2 separate regions of the Homo sapiens genome follow, and region 1 is linked to region 2. A link is a contact called in ENCODE Hi-C data. All regions are on one chromosome and are shown on one strand. Each heading gives the region's core, a stretch centred on a gene start or an enhancer-like site at or near the end of the contact. The rest is flanking DNA. Distances are from core to core; before and after follow the strand shown. Region 1 holds the start of H2BW1 (H2B.W histone 1). Region 2 has its middle 13 kb from the start of RAB9B.

Evidence for each region. Hi-C counts contacts between places; a loop is a spot of excess contacts on that map. Pooled maps may share reads with other maps.
Region 1: a map of A673 shows a loop between it and region 2 (4-fold over the local background). The contact joins the promoter of H2BW1 here to the enhancer-like site in region 2. A Hi-C loop is called at or near these places in 2 of 168 maps with a recorded cell type or tissue (A673 and GM12878), 1 of 37 single-sample maps with no recorded cell type and 3 of 50 pooled maps.

The regions. Positions count from the first base shown.
Region 1 is chrX:104,012,033-104,015,143 of GRCh38, reverse strand. It overlaps H2BW1 (H2B.W histone 1), which reads left to right and starts at 1,436. Exons shown (of 3, transcript NM_001002916.5): 1 at 1,436-1,974; 2 at 2,396-2,454. The coding sequence starts at 1,568. The coding sequence ends at 2,432.
Region 2 is chrX:103,844,207-103,847,189 of GRCh38, reverse strand. No RefSeq gene overlaps it. Among named protein-coding and RNA genes, the nearest start is that of RAB9B, 13 kb to the right of the region's middle. Within about 2 kb of position 1,654, at least 4 of the 41 ENCODE cell types and tissues checked have a DNase peak (open chromatin) inside an H3K27ac peak, as active enhancers do.

The DNA.
Region 1 (3,111 bases), core at 187-2,686, 170 kb before region 2:
TAGATGATGGGAACATCCTGTGAGAGCAGCTCATGCCATAGTCACCACTGGCTCAGGCAATAAAGGCTTTCCAGCCCTTGAGGCACCACAAGCCATGGCTGAAAGTGTGGGGAGGTGACCCGGAAATGAACCAGTGAGAGCCTCCCTGGGAGGTTTAACCTTGCAGATTGTGAAGAAAAACGATGTGGCTCTTTCCCTGTTTTTTGTTTGCTTTTTTTTTTTTAAGAAAAATATCATGCTGACTTACTGATATGAATACAGAGATTGTTGTGGACAGGTCTCTTGTGCCTTGTACCAAACTACGAGAAGGATTGTCTTGCTAAACGTTTAAGTAGATTTATAAGATCATCATTTGTAAAGGGGACTGTTCAGAAATGGTGTACTAGAGTTCAGTCACAGAGCTTACCATATACGATCTTATCTAACAACAAAAATGAGCCTTTTTGTCCTTCTTAATCGTGAACCAATTTATTAGGAGTAGAATAAGTTGTTTGCTAAAGACATGACAGGAAATACACTTGAAAGCCTGACCTTTGAAATGACAGTTCATCGATGACCTTTATTTCTTCAGCATTTCTTAAGAATCTTTCTTGTTCAATTCCTGCAACTTAATGTTACTTAAATGCATTTAAGGAATGCCTTTGCGTATATTATCAGAGACTCTTGAAAGCTCTCTTTCTAACTTGAACATAATTTCCATTTCTGGAATCCCTTTCTCTCCCTCAGGGGCTTCCTAGGAGATTTAAGGCGATATTTTTTAACCCAATATCTCTTAAACTTATTAGCCATTTCCAGCTTTTGAGTTGTGATTTGTGGTTGTTGTTTTGCTTTCCTTTTTTTTTTTTTAATTATTTTTTTAAACCTGGTCGATGTCGAGTGTTGTCATATGTTTTTAATAAAAGTGCCTTTCTGTTTCTATTGTCTGCTTGGAGGCTGGGGTATGGCCATTTCTCATTCTCCTGATTCACGGAAGATGTTGATCAGTACTGAAGCCCGGAGCCAGACCGCTAGGTCCTTTGATGCCCAGGCGGCCATGTCAGGGAGTTCCTGCTCAAGCCAGGGTGGCTTAGCCCAGGATAACAGTAGCTTCTGAGATGGGTGACAATTGTTCCACACGTGGCCACAGTCATTCTTCCGGCATAATGGACTTGGGCTCAGGAGGTCTGTCTCTCCTCAGGGATCATGAGCTGAAATTGCTAAACTTTGGGAGTTTTCAGTGACACCCTTCAAAGTGCTCACAGTGTGGCATGGATCAGCTGAGAAGGGCGGATGCGCTTTTGCCCCGTGAGGCATCTATCTGTGTAACTTTCTCCGAGCTGGGCCACAAGGGGCGCTTAGGCCCGCAGACGCCCACTGTGATTGGTTGACGAGATGCCACGCAACGGGACCATCCAGTCACCTTCAACGCAGGTAGGTTTGCTGAGAGGCTCCCTGCGTGACACTTCATCCAATCAGACGTGAAGCTGGCCCGAGACGTGGAGCCATGCTGCGTACCGAAGTGCCCCGGCTTCCCCGGTCCACAACCGCCATTGTCTGGTCGTGCCATCTAATGGCCACTGCCTCCGCCATGGCTGGACCTTCCTCTGAGACGACCTCTGAGGAACAGCTGATCACCCAGGAGCCCAAAGAGGCCAACTCCACTACGTCCCAGAAGCAGAGCAAGCAGAGGAAGCGAGGGCGCCATGGGCCCCGCAGGTGCCACTCCAACTGCCGCGGGGACAGCTTCGCCACCTATTTCCGCCGGGTGCTGAAGCAGGTTCACCAGGGCCTCAGCCTTTCCCGGGAGGCCGTGAGTGTCATGGATTCTTTGGTTCATGACATATTGGACCGCATCGCCACCGAGGCTGGTCACCTGGCCCGCTCCACCAAGCGCCAGACCATCACTGCCTGGGAGACCCGGATGGCTGTGCGCCTGCTGCTGCCGGGGCAGATGGGCAAGCTCGCCGAGTCCGAAGGCACGAAGGCTGTCCTCAGGTACACCAGGAGCAAGTGCGCTCCCTCAGGAGCACCCGAGCACCACGGGAACCCAAAGGGTCTTTTCAGAGCCACTGAATGTGGCCTGAAAGACCAGTGGCTCGCCAAGGGGGACACCACCGGAGGCTGGGGTGGGTGGTGCCCTTCCGACTTGGGGGGCATGTGGCGTGTGGCATCCTGCAATGTTTCAAGCATTTTCCCCTCAGTACTAAACATTGTCAGCTCCAATATATCTGTAGTGCAGTTTGCTCCAAGGAAAAATAGTGGGTGTTTCCGTGATCGTGTTTCATTTCCTCAGTTTCGTAAACGGTCATTTTTGTTAGTTATGTTTCTAGGCTATCTATATGGTGATATTATTACTGCACTGATCTTTACCTTTTTCTGTCTCATTCTCCTGTGACTGGATGGTGGAATTTTCCAGAACTTCACTGTATGCCATACAGCAACAGAGAAAGTGAATACGCTGATACAAGAAGCAAGGTAACCCTCCTAAATGTTTTCAACACCGCTCCCATCACGAATCCATGTAAATAAGCAAATGAGGCCAAGTTACAGTGTACATACAGCTAAATAAAATTTTCAAGAATCCGTTCATTTTCCAGCTTCCTCGACTCTGAGATCACTATTGCAGTTCATTCTTTTTTTGCCATGACGATAATCTTTTCGTTTCTTTTTAAACAGAAACCTTCGTTACTTCCAGGTTTGTGTCAGTAGGCTTAGGGAGTGTCCACAGAAATGGCTCATGCCCTAGTGTTCAGTGGTGTAGCCAATGAGTGACTTGCAGTCTATGAGCAACAGTCATTGTCCCAGTGTGGGGGCAGTGAACCAGGCTGAACCCACAACAGCCTTGCACTGATATGCAGTCTGGTGTTTGGGGGGACAGGGTTGTGATTCTTTACCTGATGTTTTTGTTTTCAGTGTTTGTAATCATGGTCATTTAAGGATATGAATCCAGTGCTAGGAGTAGTATATGTTCCTTGCCCCTAGCATCAAGTTATGCAGAGGATGGTCAGCCTTTAGGAGAAGTCAGATAACGCTTATTTCCTCAAGAGATTTGCATATTAATATTCATGTTAATGTTAATATAGGTTAGCTTTCATTGTGCTTTCTTCTGGGTCCCAAGTCTTTGTATTTTTA
Region 2 (2,983 bases), core at 405-2,904:
ACTGGCTTCTTTTACTTAGCTTAGTGTTTTCAAAGTTGATCCATGTTGTAGCATGTATCAGTATTTCATTCTTCTTCTGGCTGAATAATATTCTGTTGTATGGATACACAGTAGATAGACTTCACTTATCTGGAGGGGATATGTTCCAAGCCTCCCAGTGGATGCCTGAAACCTCAACAGTACTGAACTCAACTGCCATCAGTCAGAACATGTTTCTATTGATGTCTTCCACCTACAAATTTAATGACTTTTCCACCTTAGCTAAGCACTTAACAGGCACTGTGGCCATAACTTTTGCAGTTTGAGGTGTGACAGGAAAACTAGCACAAATTTATTTTTCCTTCTTCACAATTTCACAGATAGAAGATTCATTCCTACCGTAGATCTTAGCAATCTCAGCATACAATTTTTTTTCTTTCTGTATTAAGTCAAGAACTTTTACCTTTTAAGTGAAAAGAGGCACTTGATGGCTTCTCTTTAGCATATCTGAATCAGCATCACTACTCTTGCATTTTGGAGCCTTTATTAAGTAAAATAAGGATGACTTGAACATAAGCACTGTGATGCCTGAGATGACTAAGTGACTAGCAGGCAGGTAACATATAGTGTGGAGATGCTAGACAAAGGAATCATTCATGTCCCAGGCAGGACAGAGTGGGATGATGCCAGATTTCATCACACTCAGAATGGTATGCAATTTAAAGCATATGAATTGCTTATTTCTAGAATTTTCCATTTAATATTTTCAGACTGAAGTTTATCACAGATAACTGCAGCCACAGAAAGCAAGACCACAGATAAGGGGGCACTGCTTACCACATTTTGTTTATCCATTCACCAATTGATAGACATGTTGTTTTCATCTTTTGGGTATTGCCGCTATTTATCTCCATGTACAACTCTTTTGTGTGTACAGGTTTTCATTTCTCTTGGCTGTGTAACAAGGAACGGAATTGCTGGGTCACATTTTGAGAAATTGCCAAACTGTTTTCCAAAACAGTTGCTCCATTTACAATTCCATCAGCAGTTATGAAGGTTCTCATTTCTTCACATCGGTGTCAGCACTTGTTATTGTCTGTATCTTAGCCATCCTAAATAGCCATCCTTAACCATGAGGAGTGAGGTGGTATCTCATTATTGTTTGATTTACATTTCTCTGTTGACTAATGATGTTGAACATCTTTTTATATGCTTATTAGCTTTTGTATACTTTGGAGAAATGTCTATTCAGATCTTTTAACAATTTTTAATTGGGTCAGTCTTCTTTTTATTGTTCAGTTACAAGAATTATTTATATATTTTGTATACAAGTCCTTTATGAGATCAATGATTCACAAACATTTTCTCCTATTCTGGAGACTGTCTCTTTTCTTGATGATGTACCTTGAAACACAAAAGCCTTATATTTTGATGTCTCATTTTTCTGTTTTTTCTTTTGTTGCTTGTGCTTTTTTGTGTTATGTCTAAAAAACTATTTCTTAATCCAAGATCACAAACATTTACTCCTATGGGTTTTTTTTTTCTAAGGGTTTTAAAGTTTCAGCTCTTACATTTAGGTCTATGACTCATCTGAGTTAATTTTTATTATGTGGTGTGAAAAAAAGATTCCCCAACTAGTGGCTGCAAGCCAGCTTGCCCTATCTCTCAGGTTCAGGACTTTTCTTCCTGGTAGCCAGCCAGCTTTTTTTCCTGGTAGATTCCTATTGCACACAATTGGCTTTTTCTCATTACTAACACTAAATCTCTTTTTCATAACTTACATTGTCAAAATATTACTCAACTAAAACCTGATGACCTTGGGTTTTTCGTTTTGTTTTGTTTTCAGAGGAATGAAAGAAAAAATCCCTGAAGCTGATTGCGGCTGCAGTACATCCTTCCAACTTGGAGGAGAAATGGTAATAAAACAGCTTACTGCTGCCACCTGCCGTCAAGCATGGTTCAGACAATAACTGTCGCCCCAGAAGTTAGTGGCCAGGCTTAGCAAACTTAAACACTTTGGGAATAGGGTAAGCAGTAGGAGTGAGTAAAAGGTGCTGGTTAGGAACTATGTTGAATTGGCTAGCACCAGCCCAAATAAAGTAGGCAATAGCGCCTTACCTCCAAAGGATTATCACAGCAAGGGAACACTGGTCCAGTAAGAAGAGATCTTGAGGTGTTTTGTTTTTGTTTTTGTTTTCTTTTTTCAAGATAATTCAGAAGTCTACATTTTCAAAAAATGAGCTTTCCCAATTTTTAACTGACAATTTAAACAATGTAAGGGTCATGAGACCAAGCAAAGCAAGTCTCTAGGATAACAGTTTCCAACATCTCTTTCTTCTGAAACAGTCCCAAGGACTGTTTTAATAAATATGGGAGTCAAAATTAGAAGCTACTTGCTCTGATGAAGTTGAAGTGACATTAGTGGTGGCCCAGCATCTTCAGGCTGTCTGACTTATTCTGCAATCTGAAGACCTGGGCTTCTTTTGGGGTAGGGACCAAGTCTTCTTCACCTTTGTATCCCCATCAGTGAGTGTATTTCCCAGGGGAAGCAGATGCTCAGTCAACACAAGATAGATGAACAGGTTTGTGCTTTGGCCCTGCCACAGTACAGCTATATGACCTTGGGTGAATCAGTTAGCTTCTCTGAGTGCCCATTTCATCATCTATAAAATGTGAGTTATGAGGCTCTTTTTTGGTGAAAGTGGTCTTTTATCAAAGGTGACTGGATAATGGAATGTTTACATTCTCCAAGAAGAGATTCTTGAGTATACACTGGGTTAACTGCAGCTGAGAGGTCCTCAGATTTCAAGAAACCAAATGCCATGCTAAAAAGAACCCTTATGAAAATCAGCCTCAGAATAATTTAACACAGACTGAAAGTCGAAGTGCTTCAACTTGAACATAAATGAGGGTAAATTGGATGATTAAGGCTAAGTCCACAACTTTGCCTTCATTCACTACTCAAAACCTTCTGCCTAATTAATTTTATAAAATGTGAACATTT